2 separate regions of the Homo sapiens genome follow, and region 2 is linked to region 1. A link is an interaction called in ENCODE POLR2A ChIA-PET data of the cell type or tissue named here. Cell type or tissue: HCT116. All regions are shown on one strand. Each heading gives the region's core, and the rest is flanking DNA. Links, peaks and the distances in the headings are about the cores only.

Region 1 (8,330 bases), core at 298-8,297:
CTCACTGCAATTTCTCTTTAGCTTGACTGTACATTTCCCTGAGATACATTCATGAAGCATATGCTTTTCTTCTAACTGCTGTGTCTGTTCTTTTTCCAATGTCTTTTTGACTTCTAGTTAGACTTTCTCAGCTTGATTTCTTATATTTCAGCATTCCTGTTTTAATGTCTCCATCGTTTCTTTCAGCATTCGGTTCGAACTCTGCAAGTGAGGTAACTTGGATCTGAAAACTACTGATTTACTATTCCAGGTCAAAATTTTCGTTTTTTTCTTCCTCTGCATTTTCTTTCTTTCTTTTCTTTTTTTTTTTTAGAGACAGAGTCTCGCTGTACACCCAGGCTGGAGTGCAGTGGCGCGATCTCGTCTCACTGCAACCTCTGCCTCCCGAGTTCAAGCAATTCTCCTGCCTCAGCCTCCCAAGTAGCCAGGATTACGGGCACCCGCCACCACACACCGCTAATTCTTGTATTTTTAGTAGAAATGGGGTTTCACCACGTTGGTCAGGCTGGTCTCGAGTTCCTGACCTCGTGATCCACCTGCCTCAGCCTCCCAAAGTGCTGGGATTACAGGTGTGAGCCACCGTGCCCGGCCTCCCACAATTTCTTTTCACACTGATGCTTTTCACATTGCTTGCAGACATCATGATCCACTTTCATTTTCTATCTGCTAACTTGTTTTCAAATTCTAGCTTTTCATCCTGTAATGCCAGAAGTCTTTTACAACCTTCTTCCTTGGCATCTGGTGCCTTACATATTAATATATGATCTTTTTTTACTAAGGGCACTTTGTGGTGTTCAATAGCTGGTCTCAGAATTTCATTGTCTGACAGTAAACCATCCAGTTCACTTTGAATCTTTTTCCTTTCCCTTTCTAGCTCACTCTTGCTGCCTCTAGTTTCATGGCTGTTATTTCTAGTATGCTTGAAAGTTTCGTTCTTTGACTTTAGTGCTCAGTGTATTTCTTTCTTTCTCTTTTTTTATTTTTATTTTTATTTTTTTGAGACGGAGTCTTGCTCTGTCACCCAGGCTGGAGTGCAGTGGTGCGATCTTGGCTCACTGAAAGCTCTGCCTCCCGGGTTCACGCCCTTCTCCTGCCTCAGCCTCCCAAGTAGCTGGGACTACAGGCGCCCACCACCACGCCCGGCTAATTTTTTGTATTTTTAGTAGAGATGGGGTTTCACCGTGTTAGCCAGGATGGTCTCGATCTCCTGACCTTGTGATCTGCCCGCCTCGGCCTCCCAAAGTGCTGGGATTACAGGCTCAAGCCACTGCGCCCGGCCCTCTTTCTTTTTTTAAGATGGAGTCTTGCTCCATCACCCAGGCTGGAGTGCAGTGACGCTATCTCGGCTCACTGCAACCTCTGTCTCCTGGGTTCAAGCAATCCTCCTGCCTCAGCCTCCCAAGTAGCTGGGATTACAGGTGCACACCATCACGCCTGGCTCATTTTTGTATTTTTAGTAGACACGGGGTTTCACCATATTGGTCAGGTGGGGCTCGACTCCTGACCTCAAATGATTCACCTACCTCAGCCTCCCAAAGTGCTGGGATTACAGGCGTGAGCCACCGCCACCACTCCCAGCCTGGTCAGGGTATTTCTTTCTTGTTCAGTTTTATGTAATCTTTAATGATTAAAAAGGTACTTTGGCCAGGCGCAGTGGCTCCTAGAACTTTGGAAGGCCAAGGCGGGTGGATCACCCAAGGTCAGCAGTTTGAGGCCAGCCTGACCAACATGGCGAAACCCTGTCTCTACTAAAAACACAAAAATTAGCTGGGCTTGGCCGGGCGCGGTGGCTCACCTGAGGTCGGGAGTTCAAGACCAGCCTGACCAATATGGAGAAACCCCGTCTCTACTAAAAATACAAAATTAGCCAGGGGCGTGGTGGCACAGGCCTGTAGTCCCAACTACCTGGGAGGCTGAGGCAGGAGAATCGCTTGAACTCGGGAGGCGGAGGTTGCGGTGAGCCGAGATCACACCATTGTACTTCAGCCTGCACGACAAGGGCAAAACTCCATCTCAAAAAAAAAAAAAAAAAATTAGCTGGGCATGATGGCGCATGCCTGTAATCCCAGCTACTCAAGAGGCTGAGGCAGGAGAATCGCTTGAACCTGGGAGGCGGAGGTTCCAGTGAGCTGAGATCACGCCACTGCACTCCAGCCTGGGCGACAGGAGTGAAACTCTGTCTGAAAAAAACAAACAAACAAACAAACAAAACAGGTATTTTGTTCATTGTTTGATTGTGGCTCTTTTTCCGAGCATTTAACCTACAGTTTACGTGACATTTTTGGCCTACTGGGACCTGACTGTAACTGCATCTCAGCCAACTGTCACACCTGTATTCTTAGGACGTTTTCTAACTGAGCACCAGAATTCTCTTTTTCAGCCGTTAAATCTGCTACTTCAGCCTCTGAATGAATATATATATATTTTTTGAGACAGACTCTCGCTCTGTTGCCCAGGCTGGAGTGCAATGGCACGATCTCAGCTCACTGCAACCTCCGCCGCCCCCCTCCCCCCACCCAGGGGTTTGCCATGTTGGCCAGGCTAGTCTCAAACTCCTGACCTCAGGCGATCTGCCCACCTCGGCCTCCCAAAGTGCTGGGAGTACAGGCGTGAACCACTGTGCCCAGCCAGCCTATGAATTATTTTAATTTCTGAAACAAATGGACTTTTTCTCAAACAAGTTCCTCTACTCATTTGTTGCCTCTTGTGGGATCAACACTAAGCAGCTGGTTATATAGTTCTACATCTTTCCCCAGTCTTGCAATCTATAATTCAGGCCAGGTGCACTGGCTCATGCCTGTAATCTCAGCACTTTGGGAGGCCAAGGCAGGAGCATCACTTGAGGTTAGGAGTTCGAAACCAGCCTGGACAACATAGTGAGATCCTGTCTGTATAAAGAAATTTAAAAATTAGCCAGCTGTGGGGCCAGGCACAGTGTCTCACACCTGTAATCCCAGCACTTTGAGAGGCCGAGGCGGGCGGATCACGAGGTCAGGAGATCGAGACCATCCTGGCTAACATGGTGAAACCCTGTCTCTACTAAAAATATAAAAAAATTAGCCAGGCGTGGTGGCAGGCGCCTGTAGTCCCAGCTACTCGGGAGGCTGCGGCAGGAGAATGGCGTGAACCCAGGAGGCGAAGGTTACAGTGAGCCGAGACTGCGCCACTGCACTCCAGCCTGGGCGACAGAGCGAGACTCCGACTCAAAAAAAAAAATTAACCAGCTGTGGTAATGCACACCTGTAGTCCCAGCCACTCGGGAGGCTGAGTCAAGAGTCTCACTTGAGCCTTAAGGCTGCAGTGAGCCAAGATAGCACCACTGCACTCCAGCCCAGGCGAGAGCAAGACCCTGTCTTGAAAAATATATAAATAAGTAAAAATAAAAATAAATCTCTAATTCAAATTTTAGAGTTTTTTTCTAAACTACATGTAAATTCTTCTTCCTAGTGTTTCAGATTCTATTTAAGAAATGTATGTTTATAGCAAAGCTTGCAGCTCTATACTTTTCCACTTCTTCATCCCAATTGCAAAAACACTGGAGTTTCTAATTCTTGCTGTATTTGGGCTTTTAACAATTCCCCTTTTTTTTTTTTTTTGGAGTTAATTACCTGCAGCTTCATTTCTTCTAAGTCCTTAGCTTTTCTACTAATTCCCCTCTTAGTTCTTCAAGCAGGAGCTGAAGTTTTTCCTGGTATGTTTGCTTTTCATTTAATAGGCACTTGAGTACTTTTTGCGACTTTATGTACTCATCCTGCCACCTTGTATGCTTGTATGTTAGGCATTCAGAATCTGGTAACTAGTTGTTTTTGGTTTTGGTTTTGTTTTGTTTTGCTTGTTTTTAAGACAGGGTCTCACTCTGTCATCCAAACTGGGGTGCAGTGATGTGATCATTGCTCACTATAGCCTCGACCTCCTGAGCTCAGGTCATCCTCCGATTTCAGCTTCCTGAGTAGCTGGGACGAGTCAGGAAGTGACATGCCACTATGGCGAGTCAATCTTTAGAAACATAATTTTTGTAGGGATGGGTCTGGCTATGTTGCCCAGGCTGGTGTCCTACACCTGGCCTCAAGCAATCCTCCAACCTCAGCCTCCCAAAGCCCTGGAATTACAGGCTTGAGTCACCACACCTGGCCTAAAAACTAGTTTTTGCCTTTCCTCAATATTTTTTGGAAGTCAGGTTGTCAGCCCATTGTCTCTACTAGGAAAGAAAAAAGTTAGGAAAAGATCCTGGTGGCAAGGAGCCAGAGCAAAGAGGAGGAGGGATAGACAGGGTGAGGAGGTGGTGGTGGGACAGGGAGAAGGCAGGGCAAAGAGGAGGAGACACAGTGCCAAAGGGGCGCTGGGGAAATCTGAGGAATCCTGGGAGAGCTCCAAGGGTCAAGAGGGCAGCGTTGGGGAAAGCCCACCTCCTCCTGACAGGCCTCCTTGGGGTGCAGAGCAGAGACACCACCTCAGCCAGCAGCCCGCCCCCACTCTAGCCCCCTCAGTCTAAAAATCTTTACTGTTTACTAAGTGCCTCCTGACTGAGAAAACTATATGGGGTACTGAAAGGATACAGGAAAAATAAGGCACAGACCAATCTCTAGGAGTTCACAATGATTTCAAGAAGAAAGGTGATAATCTAAAGCTGTGAGCTTCTGGAGGGTGGAGGACTCAGAGTTACTCAGAGTTAGATACAAATGCAAAGCATACTTAATTCACACAAGAAAATATTCTGAGTATCCACTACATACAAGGTTTTCCCTAAGCATTGAGATAACTAAAATATGGTTTCTGCCCCAAAGGGGAATATGACTATCTGCAAATGAATGACATGGACAAGACATGGGGCTGGCATGACTCAAAAAGAGATGTGACTTTGGCTAGTCCTAATGGGAATGGAGAAAACATTCAAGTGAAGGAAACTGAAGAGTGCATTCAGAGGAGGACTGTGAATTCTGCCTCACTGGGGTTAAGACTGCATGTAGGGAATGGCCATATGCAGAAGAGAATCCCACTTCCTAGTATAAACTGGTCTATACTCTCAGCTCACTGCAAGCTCCGCTTCCCAGGTTCACACCATTCTCCTGCCTCAGCCTCCCAAGTAGCTGGGACTACAGGCCCCCACCACCACATCTGGCTACTTTTTTGTATTTTTAGTTGAGACCCCCGTGTCAGCCAGGATGGTCTCGATCTCCTGACCTTGTGATCCGCCCGCCTTGGCCTCCCAAAGTGCTGGGATTACAGGCGTGAGTCACCGCGCCTGGCCTAGAAAAGAGGATTTTTTTGGTGTTCCCAACACAAAGAAATGATAAATGCTTCAGGTGATAGATATGCTAATCAGCTAATTATCCTCCTTTTATCATTACACTTTATACAAATGTATCAAAGTTTCACACTGGCTGGGCCCGGTGACTCACACCTGTAGTCCCAGAACTTTGGGAGGCTGAGGAAGAAGGATCACTTGAGGTCAGGAGTTCGAGACAAGCCTGGCCAACATGGGGAAACCCCATCTCTACTAAAAATACAAAAATTAGCCAGGCATGGTGGTGCATGCTTTTAGTCCCAGCTACTCGGGACTGAGACACGAGAATCGCTTGAGCCTGGGAGGTGGAGGCTGAAGTGAGTGGAGACTGTGCCACTGCACTCCATCTTTCTAACAGAGACAGAGTGAGACTCCATCTCAAAAAAAAAAATTTTTTTTTTTTTTGAGGAAAAGTTATTTTGGACCTGGAACTTGGCATTCAAATTTAAGAGCAGAAAAAGAGCATTTTTTTTGAGACGGAGTCTCACTTTGTAGCCCAGGCTGGAGTGCAGTGGTGCGATCTCAGCTCACTGCAACCTCCACCTCCCGGGTTCACGCCATTCTCCTGCCTCAGCCTCCCGGGTAGCTGGGACTACAGGCACCCGCCACCATGCCCGGCTAATTTTTTTTGTATTTTTAGTAGAGACGGGGTTTCACCATGTTAGCCAGATGGTCTCGATCTCTTGACCTCATGATCCACCTGCCTCAGCCTCCCAAAGTACTGGGATTACAGGCGTGAGCCACCGCGCCCAGCCGAAAAAGAGCATTTTCAACAAAGCAAGGACACAAAAGTTTCTCATATTTCAATTTAGTAAATCTTTAATACATTTTGACTAGAATCAAATGCATTTTAATTTCATTAAGAAATATTTAAGAGATGGCCAGGCGCGGTGGCTCACACCTGTAATCCCAGCACTTTGGGAGACCAGGGCAGGTGCATCACTTGAGGTCAGAGTTCCTCTAAAAATTCAAAAATTAACCAGGCGTGGTGGTACACACCTGTAATCTCAGCTACTTGGGAGGCTGAGGCAGGAGAATCGTTTGACCCCGGGAAGTGGAAGTTGCAGTGAGCCGAGATCACGCCACTGCACTGCAGCCTGAGCAAGAGGGAGACTCCATCTCAAAAAAAAAAAATCTTTAAGGGAAATCACATTACTTTATAGATGATTTTAGAGTCTAAGATGGACAGTTTAACTGTTAACCACTTATTCCAGATAAGACAATAATTTTAACTTACCTTTACTATTATTCTTAAAATAAATACTAATTTTCTTTTTTTTTTTTTTTGAAACGGTGTTTCGCTCTGTCACCCAGGCTGGAGTGCAATGGCATGATCTCGGCTCACTGCAACCTCTGCCTCCTGGGTTCAAGCAATTCTCCTGCCTCAGCCTCCCGAGTAGCTGGGATTAGAGGAATGCGCCACCATGCCCAGCTAATTTTGTATTTTCAGTAGAGACAGGGTTTCACCATGTTGGTCAGGCTGGTCTCCAACTCCTGACCTCAGATGATCTGCCTGCCTAGGCCTCCCAAAGTGCTGGGATTACAGGTGTGAGATACCACGCCAGGCCATGAATACTAAATTTAAATTATCCCAAGGAACTTCTGGAGGAGCTCCAGATGCACAAACAAAATGTACTATGGAGAAGGTTCTCTATGAGAAACGGCTCCAATATCCTTCCCAGGTACTTCCTCATCTCCACCCCACTTCACAGAAAAATCTGAAAAAGTTGTTGATCATCTTTCCATTTTTTCTCTTCGCATTCACTCTTCAAAATCTGCTCCATTCAGTCTTCTATCCCACCAGTCCACACAAGCAATTATTGTAAAAGCCACCAGTGACATCTATGCAGACAAATCATACTCAATGTCCTCATCTTTCTAAACCTCCCAGTAACATATTCAACATAAATGACAACTCTCTACTTGGGATGCTTTTTTTTTCTCCTTGGCCCTGTGACACCACATACTTTCCTGTTTGTTTTTTCCTCTACCTCATCAGCCTTTCCTTCTTTTTGATTTTTATTTTTATTCGTTTTTTGGAGACGGAGTCTTGCTCTGTTGCCCAGACTGGAGTGCAATGGCACGATCTCGGCTTACTGCAACCTCCACCTCCTGGGTTCAAGCGATTCTCCTGCCACAGCCTCCCGAGTAGCTACAGGCAGGGACTACAGGCGCCTGCCACCATGAGCCACGGCGCTGGCCCAGCCTTTCCTTCTTAATCTCCTCTGCCGGCTCCTCCTACCACCGGACTTGGTCCTGGACTCTTTTTTTTTTTTTTTTTTTTGAGACAGAGTCTTACTCTGTCGCCAGGCTGGAGTGCAGTGGCACGATCTCGGCTCACTGCGACCTCCGCCTCCCGAGTTCAAGCAATTCTCCTGTCTCAGCCTCCCAAGTAGCTGGGACTACAGGCGAGCGCCACCACGCCCAGCTAATTTTTGTACTTTTAGTAGAGACGGGATTTCACCATGTTGGCCACAATGGTCTCGATCTCTTGACCTCGTGATACGCCTGCCTTGGCCTCCCAAAGTGCTGGGATTACAGGCGTGAGCCACCGCGCCCTGCTGGTCCTGGATTTTCTTTTTTTTTTTTTGAGACGGAGTCTCTGTCGCCCAGGCTGGAGTGCAGTGGCGCCATCTTGGCTCACTGCAAGCTCCGCCTCCCGGGTTCATGCCATTCTCCTGCCTCAGCCTCCCGAGTAGCTGGGACTACAGACGCTCGCCACCACGCCCGGCTAATTTTATATATTTTTTAGTAGAGACGGGGTTTCGCCGTGTTAGCTAGGATGGTCGCGATCTCCTGACCTCGTGATCCGCCCGCCTCGGCCTCCCAAAGTGCTGGGATTACAGGCATTAGCCACCGTGCCCCGCCCTGTCCTGGACTTTCTTAGTCCACTTTTAACGTCTCTCCTGAAAGTATCACAGGCATTTCAAACCTAACATTGTCAAAGGGGAACTCCTAATTTCCTCCCACCCCCAAGGCCACACTTTCCCAAGGTATTCCCCTCAAGGAAACTCCAACACCATCTACCCAGTTCTTCAAGCCGAAA
Region 2 (8,330 bases), core at 162-8,161, 230 kb after region 1:
TAAGTTAGCTGGGTGTGGTGGCTCACGCCTGTAATCCCAGCACTTTGGGAGGCTGAGGCGGGTGGATCACCTGAGGTCAGGAGTTTGAGACCAGCCTGGTCAACATGGTGAAACCCCATCTCTACTAAAAATACAAAAATCAGCACGCCTGTAATCCCAGCTACTCGGGAGGCTGAGGCAGGAGAATCGCTTGAACCCAGGAGGTGGAGGTTGCAGTGAGATGAGATCATGCCATTGCACTCCAGCCTGGGCAACAAGAGCGAAACTCCATCTCAAAAACAAAAAACAAAAACAAAAACAAACGTTAAAGGCCAGGCACAGTGGCTCACGCCTGTAATCCAGCACTTTGGGAGGCCGAGCTGAGTGGATCACTTGAGGTCAGGAGTTCCAGACCAGCCTGGCCAACATGGTGAAACCCTGTCTCTATTAAAAATACAAAAATTAGCTGGGCGTGGTGGCGGGCACCTGTAGTCCCAGCTATTTGGGAGGCTGAGGCAGGAGAATTGCTTGAACCCAGGAGGCAGAGGTTACAGTAAGCCGAGATTGTGCCATTGCACTCCAACCTGGGTGTCAGAGCAAGACTCCATCTCAAAAAAAATAAATACATAAAGTTAAAGTGGGCACGCGTGGTGGCTCATGCCTATAATGGTGGCTCACACCTGTAATCCCAGCACTCTGAGAGGCTGTGGTGGGAGGGTTGCTTGAGTTTAGGAGGTCAAGGCCAGCCTGTGTGAGACCCTATCTAAGTTAAAGCACTTCCCCGTACGTTTAAAATCTCTTCATGGGCATCGTTTTCCTTGCTGTGGCCTGCCTGCCTTTTACTCAGTCATACCCCCACTGGTGAACACGCCAGTGACTTCCAGTTTTCACTGTTTTACATAATGCCAACATGTACATCTGAGTTCATGACTCTCAACTGGGTTATTTCCTTAGTATTTTTGGAAGTGAAATCACCAGGTCTCAGCATACTCTTCAGGTTATCGTAACATCTTGCCAAGGACTTCTCAGAAAGACTATGAGCATGAATAGAGGGTTCTTGACTAGTGCCTCACCTTAGTGAGGTTTTTGGGAATGACCATTTTTCTTTTTTTTTTTGAGACAGTTTCGCTTTTGTTGCACAGGCTGGAGTGCAGTGGCATGACCTTGGTTCACTGCAACCTCTGCCTCTAGGGTTCAAGTGATTCTCCTGCCTCAGCCTCCTGAGTAGCTGGGACTACAGGCATCTGCCACCATGCCCAGCTACGTTTTTGTATTTTTAGTAGAGATTGGGTTTCACTATGTTGGCCAGGCTGGTCTCGAACTCCCAACCTCAGGTGATCCACCTGCCTCGGCCTCCCAAAGTGCTGGGATTACAGGCGTGAGCCACTGTGCCCAGTCATGACGATTTTTCTTTTTCTTAATCTTTGAACATTTGAATGGTGGCAGTGGTTTCTTGTGGCTTTAATTTGCATTTTTAATTTAATTTAATTTAATTTTTTGAGGCAGGGTCTCGCCCTGTCACCCAGGCTGGAGTGCAGTGGCATGATCACAGCTCAATGCAGCCTCAACCTCCCGGGTTCAAGCGATCCTTCCACCACAGTCTCCGGAGTAGCTGGGACTACAGGTGTATGCCAGCATGCCCAGCTCATTTAATTTGCATTTGTTTGATTTGCAGTCAGCATGAACTTTTTCCATGTTTACTAAACATTTCCCCTTGAATGCTTTCCTTATTATTTGCATATGCTCTAATATATATATATATATTTTCTTGAGATGGAGTCTCACTCTGTCACCCAGGCTGGAGTGCGGTGGCACGATCTCAGCTCGCTGCAACCTCCACCTCCCAGGTTCAAGCGATTCTCATGCCTCAGCCTCCAGAGTGGGATTACAAGCTCGCACCACCACACCCAGCTATTTTTTGGTATTTTTAGTAGGGGTTTCATCGTGTTTGTGAGGCTGGTCTCGAACTCCTGACCTCAAATGATCCGCCTGCCTCAGCCTCCCAAAGTGCTGAGATTACAAGCATGAGCCACCCGCCCCCCGCCTCTCTAATATAAATTTTTGAATAATTAGCTGAATCTGTAGCATACGCTGAAAACCTTTCCCTTGTTTGTTGCTTGCCTTTAATTGTATGATGTTTTAATACATAAACATTTTAGTTTTTAGCAGTCACGTCATTTACTCTATGGTTTCTTCCATTGTTTTTAAGTGTAGAACGTTCTTCCCATTGATAATTCAGTTAAATATTCCCTTACCTTTTTTTTCTAGATTTTGCTCTTATTTTCACTTAACTGTTTAATAATTTAATTTTATTTCGATGTGAGTGATAAGAAACCAGCTTCTTATCTTTCTTGCCTAGCCCTTTCCTCTTATCTTAATTGAGATTTCTAATTTCTACGGTATTTCTTAGCTTCAAAACATCTCCAAGTAGTGTTAAATATAGTTAAATTTTACTACACTGTACGTTATTTTCTGAGAACAAATTATAGTCTTTCAAGAACTAACGGGCTAAATGACTTCAGTCAGTTCTTTTCACCTCTCTGGGCCTCAGAATCTGTAAAATGAGACTTGGAACAGATCCGCTTTTCTACCAAGTATTCCAAGGAGCACAAGTTTTTTAGGGTTGAATGAGAAAAGAATTTTGTGGTCAACTCTGTTTGGGAAATTCTCAGTTATATTAAGTGTAAGAGGAATTTTCTTTTCATTTTATTTTACATTCAGTATTATCATTTATTCAAAAGCAAGTATTGAATGCCTCCTAGGCCAGGCATTGCTAGAGGTAGAGCCCTGAGCGACAACATAGTCCTTGTCCATTGAGCAGGCCATGGATTTCAAGGATATTATGAAAGAGGAAATCTGGGACCGGGTGTGGTGGCTCACACCTGTAATCCTAGCACTTTGGGAGGCCAATGTGGGTGGATCACCTGAGGTCATGAGTTCAAGACCAGCCTGGCCAACATGGTGAAACCTGGACTAAAAATACAAAAATTTTCTGGGCGTGGTGGCGGATGCCTATAATCCCAGCTACTGGGGAGGCTGAGGCAGGAGAATCACTTGAACCCAGGGGGCTGAGGTTGCAGTGAGCTGAGATTGCACCATTGCACTCCAGCCTGGGCAAAAAGAGCGAAACTCCATCTCAAAAAAAAAAAAAGGAAAATGGGAGTGCATGGCAGGGGGCATCCTCAAAGAAGTGCTGAGCCCCACAGGATGAGGAGGAGTTGCCCAGGTTATGATCGAGAGTGGCAGAGAAAAAGAGCAAATGCCCCTATTGAGAGAGCGTGGAACATTGGAGACACTGGGGAAGTCCAGCCTGAAGCCAGATGGATAGGGAGCTCAGAGGCCTTTTTAGGGATTTTGAACTTTATTCTCAGGGAGACATGAAACTATTGAAGATTTTCATCAGGGGAGTGATATATCTGTTTTTCTGGGAGCTTCTGGCTGCTTTGTAGAGAAGAGGGAGAGGGAGGCAGAACCATTAGGAGGCCCAAGGTGTTTTAGGGGAGAGACGTCATGCTGGCAGTTCTGAGTAATGGAGTGAAAATGGGGCAAAAGTGGACAGATTTCAGAACAGTTTTGGAGATGTAATTGCAAGAAGTAAGAGAAAGCTAAAAATCAGAAACGACTCCCAGATTTCTGGCTTGTGCCATTGGGTGGATACCATTTCCTGGAGTATGGAAAAAGTGATATTGACATGGAGACTATGAGGTGGAGGGCGGGATGTGTGGAGACCGATGAGCTCTCTTTTGGAGCTGATATTGTGAATCCCTAAAACAAATACTATGTAGCATCTGTCCCGTTTATTTGACCCATATGCATTTCTGTTTTTCAGACAATCTCTTGGGGCCAGGGTTCCATGGAACACATGTTGGTAAAGGCTAGTTTAGCTACTCTCAGGGGTCCTTCCCAGCTCAAATATTCTCTTTTCCCACAATGCTAATGAGAACCAGAAAGTGAACTGCATTGGCTGATGTTTTAAATAAACTTTTTAATTGAATTGTGAAAAAGATGTAGAAGATGCTCACCTCCTAAGTGCAGAGCTTGATGAATTTTTACATAGTGTGCATACCCGTGTAACCACTGCCTAGAGCAAGACAGCATACATTATTGCAGATGCCTCCCAGAGTGCTTGATTTTTAAGTATGAAAAGCTTTGGAGGAGTGGGCCATTTGGCTGAACCATCACTTCCATTCTGTCTTCCAGGACAAGTTTGAGGATACAGTGGTACAGAGCAGCTCAGACTCTGAGTGCAGCAGGAGTCTGGTGCACTTGGCCTCTTTTTCTTGGAAAGGGCATTAAAAACTAATGGATGAAGTGAAGGATGTTCATCCGGAGTTGGCCTCACCTGCCAAGTGGCCTTTGTGTGAAGATCTCAGGAAGGAAGGGAAGGCCCCTCATCCATTTGTCAAATAAGCCCCAGCAACCCTTGTTGCCTGAGGTTAACAATGACACAGTTTAGGGTCGACAGATATTGATAGGGTTAATGAGTGAATGACTACCAGAATCTCTGCTTCCTGCCCAGGTTCTAGTCTGCAGATGCCAATGCCTCTGAGAAAGCAGCGTTCACTGGCAGCTCAGTATCAAACTCCAAATGAGAGAGTAAACGAACACATGAATGAATTCATTTCCTGGACCGAAACGTTCCTCCCCTACCTCTTTCTCTGATGACTCTTCTATCTGCCTGGCCCTAATTTAATTGTCTCCCCACTCCAAGAAGCTATCCCTGAGCCCAGATGGTGTCAGGTCCTCTCCTCATATACTCTCCCAGCACCTTATACTTCCTAATGCTTGCACCACTGCTGTTAACAACGGTTCGCTGCCCTATGCGCACAGAAGCCAACAGCTAGGCAGGAAAGACATTTTTTTTTGTTTTGTTTTTGTTTTAATTAATTAATTTTTTTTTTTTTTAGACGGAGTTTCACTCTTGTCGCCCAGGCTGAAGTGCAGTAGAGCGATCTCGGCTCACTGCAACCTTTGCCTCCCAGGTTCAAGAGATTCTCCTGCCTCAGCCTCCTGAATAGCTGAGATTACAGGCATGTGCCACCACACCCAGCTGATTTTTGTATTTTTAGTAGAGGAGGAGTTTCTCCATGTTGGCCGGGCTGATCTGGAACTCCTGACCTCAGGTGATCCACTCGCCTCGGCCTTCCAAAGTGCTGGGATTACAGGCATGAGCCACTGCGCCCGGCTGGCTTTTTTTTTTTTTTTTTTTTTTTTTTTGAGATGGGGGTCTCACTATATTGACCAAGCTGGTCTCCAACTTCTTGCCTCAAGCGATCCTCCCATCTTGGCCTCCCAGAGTGCTGGGATTACAGGCGTGAGGCACGGTGCCTGGCTGAGACAGGAAAGGCTTTATTGCAAAACCTGCCAGCAAGGAGATGGGAATTGGGCTTAAATCTGTCTCCCTGACTTGGGGTCTGGGGCAAGTTTATGGGCTCGGAGGGAGAGGGAAAGGATTTGGGAATGTTGGCTGGACAGGGTCCAATTGGAAGGCTTCAAATTTGGCCATTTATGGTAAGGTATGTGGAGGCCAATTTTAGTCCCGGATCTTCCGGCCACTGGACCCCTCGCTTCTGGAAGAGTTCCGGAGTTCGGGTTCCGGTCATGTCTCAGTCTTCTTGGTTCCGAAACGAGGAATCGTAGGTTCCGGGTGTTGTTAGAGGGTCCAGCGTTTTCTATTGCGCCTGCCTGGGCTCCATGACGTGAGAGCTTTTTGGCTGTGTTGTACCTTCAAGGTAACTGACCATTTTGTTATCAACAGAGTAGGCCCAGTGTGGGCTGGTCTCAAGGTAACACAACCGTCAGCAAATAGAAGGCCCCTAGAGGTTGTCCCATGCCTGAGAGGAGGCCTAATGAGGAAGCCGCCCAGAGCAGGGCCACTGACCTTGGACTTCCCGGGCTCAGGTCTTGGCTTCCTCTGTTGCTCACCAGCTTGTGCCTTTAGGCAGGTTACTTACTTTCTCTGTGCCTCGGTTCCTTTGTCAGCTGAATGAGGGCGAGTACAGTACCTACCTGAGTCATGCCATGGATATTAAAGGAGAGGATATTTATGAACAGTGCTCAGTGCAGTGTCTGGGGCATGGGAGGTGCTCAAAAAACACTTGCTGTGTGAGTGAACGTTGAGTTACTGTTAGACTGAGGGGAGGTGGAAGGTCCTATGGGGTCTGAAAAAGGAGAGAGGTGGAAAAAGCAGGGGTTTGGGGGTGGGAAGGAGGGTGACAATGAAGGAGAGCATGGGATAATGCCACAGAAGGCGACTGCGACTTTTTTTTTTTTTTTTTTGAGACGGAGTCTCGCTCTGTCGCGCTGGCTGGAGTGCAGTGGCGCCATCTCGGCTCACTGCAAGCTCCACCTCCCGGGTTCACGCCATTCTCCTGCCTCAGCCTCCCAAGTAGCTGGGACTACAGCCGCCCGCTACCACGCCCGGCTAATTTTTTTGTCTTTTTAGTAGAGACGGGGTTTCACCGTGTTAGCCAGGATGGTCTCCATCTCCTGACCTCGTGATCCACCCGCCTCGGCCTCCCAAAGTGCTGGGATTACAGGCGTGAGCCACCGCGCCTAGCCAGGAGACTGCGACTTCTAATACACTTTCATTTTAGGATAGGGCCTGACTTGCTTTTACCCATAAAAAAAATGCCTCTTAGCATTTGCCCAAGTTAGAATGAATCTGGCCTTGGAGATAAAGAAGCCATTGTTTTCATGTAGATGTCACGAAGTCTGTCTCTTCTTAACGCTACTTCCTGCCTTGGGAATTTGGGCAGGGGGATCACCTAGGTTGGACTAGGCTTGGCTGCTGGTGCCTACCCTGTTGGATAACCTGGCGATAAGGAGAGAAGAAAGGGTGGGGCCCATCCCAGAGTGTTTACCTGTGATCCCTGCAGATGTTCCCAGTGGGGGAAGTACTCATGGACCATCACACCTTCTTCTCCAATTCCCTTTATATTTTTATTTATTTATTTATTTATTTATTTTTGAGACGGAGTCTCGCTCTGTCGCCCAGGCTGGAGCGCAGTGGCGCGGTCTCAGCTCACTGCACCCTCTGCCTCCCAGGTTCAAGCGATTCTCCTGCCTCAGTTTCCCGAGTAGCTGGGATTACAGGTGTGCGCCACCTTGCCTGGCTAGTTTTTTGAATTTTTAGTAGAGATGGGGTTTCACTGTGTTAGCCAGGCTCAGGTGATCTGCCCGCCTTGGCCTCCCAAAGTGCTGGGATTATAGGCATGAGCCACCATGCCCGGCCCAATTCCCTTTTTAAATTTAGATGTTTATGGACTTGATCTCATTCTACCTGAAAATATTTTTAAGGGTGGGAGGTGGAAGCAGAAAGGGATTTACAGAAAAGATACATTTGGTCATTTATTTTCTGGCCTACTTAAGATGTGGTTTTGAAGACAGCAGAGGCCTATGATCTGTTGGCTCTCTAGATGGCTTCCAGCCCTGTGACTCTATGATCTAATAGAATTTATAGCATTAAATATTCCAGTAGTGACTTGCAAAGATTGCTTTGAAGGGATTACAGATGGTTCTGTAAGTATATACTTTTAGAAGAACATAATGCAATTTGCTTTCTAGCCCAAAGCCCTAAAAATAATTAGGTAGGAGTTCAGACAAGTGTTAAAAGACAGTTGTTTCTGGTGAATCCAAGTGGCTTTTAAAAAAATCAATTTCACTTCTCATCAGAGGAGGGCTTGCATTTTAGATTGCTCATGGTTTGTTGAATAGCGACGCCCAACGAGCACACTGGCATTAAAAAAAAGTAAGCAATGAGAAAAATTAGTGTGATATTCCAAGCTCAAATTAAGTATAATAGAGTGAGGAAAAGAATTTCAGAATGCTGGAGTGAGTAATGTAACTGAGACCTAAGCACTCGCCTTTAGGGATTCTTACTTGGTCCAATTGTGACTTTAACATATGTCTTCCATCTGTCTCTGTCTGTTGCCCCTCATGCCTTGGAATAGTTCTGGCCCATCTGGTTTCCTTTCATGGGATCCGAGGGAGACTTTCTCAGTGAAGTGCGGGTCAGAGTTCAGTTTTGGCTGCACATAGAGAGGTGGAGATCACTCAAGGAGGAAGAGAAGGAACTAAGGACATGCCAGCAGTGAGGGTCCGGCTGCCAAGGGCTCTCGGGGGTGGGCCCCCGAAGATATTTGGCAGGCGAGAGGGAACCATTCAGGAGCTTTCTTTTCCATAACTTTTTATAATAAAAAGAGCAAAACGTTAACATAGAAAAACTAGAAAAAACAGAATAGTATAAAGAGGGAGACAAACATCCCTTGTAATCTTATCTCTCATTGTGGGGTTTTCTGTTTTTCTTTTTGGTTAGGGAGAGATGTGAAAGTGATACTCTTAGAACAGTA

Evidence for each region. ChIA-PET counts read pairs that join two places held together with the same protein. Peaks named below come from ENCODE experiments on the same cell type or tissue, not always from the same donor. Only the 100,000 strongest peaks of a DNase experiment are listed, where the experiment ranks them.
Region 2: POLR2A ChIA-PET joins it to region 1 with 5 read pairs; 2 of 35 experiments call an interaction of 5 or more read pairs at or near these places.

Annotation. Positions count from the first base shown.
Region 1 is chr7:149,157,075-149,165,404 of GRCh38, reverse strand. The region is part of intron 2 of ZNF398 (zinc finger protein 398); the gene reads right to left. It also overlaps the pseudogene LOC100420549. Among named protein-coding and RNA genes, the nearest start is that of ZNF398, 14 kb to the right of the region's middle. RefSeq lists enhancers at 3,805-3,954, 5,419-5,478, 7,571-8,138, 8,139-8,330. In HCT116, for the core only: no CTCF peak of the experiment used is centred there; no DNase peak of the experiment used is centred there; H3K27ac peaks cover 382 bases.
Region 2 is chr7:148,926,942-148,935,271 of GRCh38, reverse strand. No RefSeq gene overlaps it. Among named protein-coding and RNA genes, the nearest start is that of EZH2, 47 kb to the right of the region's middle. RefSeq lists an enhancer at 5,327-6,132. In HCT116, for the core only: no CTCF peak of the experiment used is centred there; no DNase peak of the experiment used is centred there.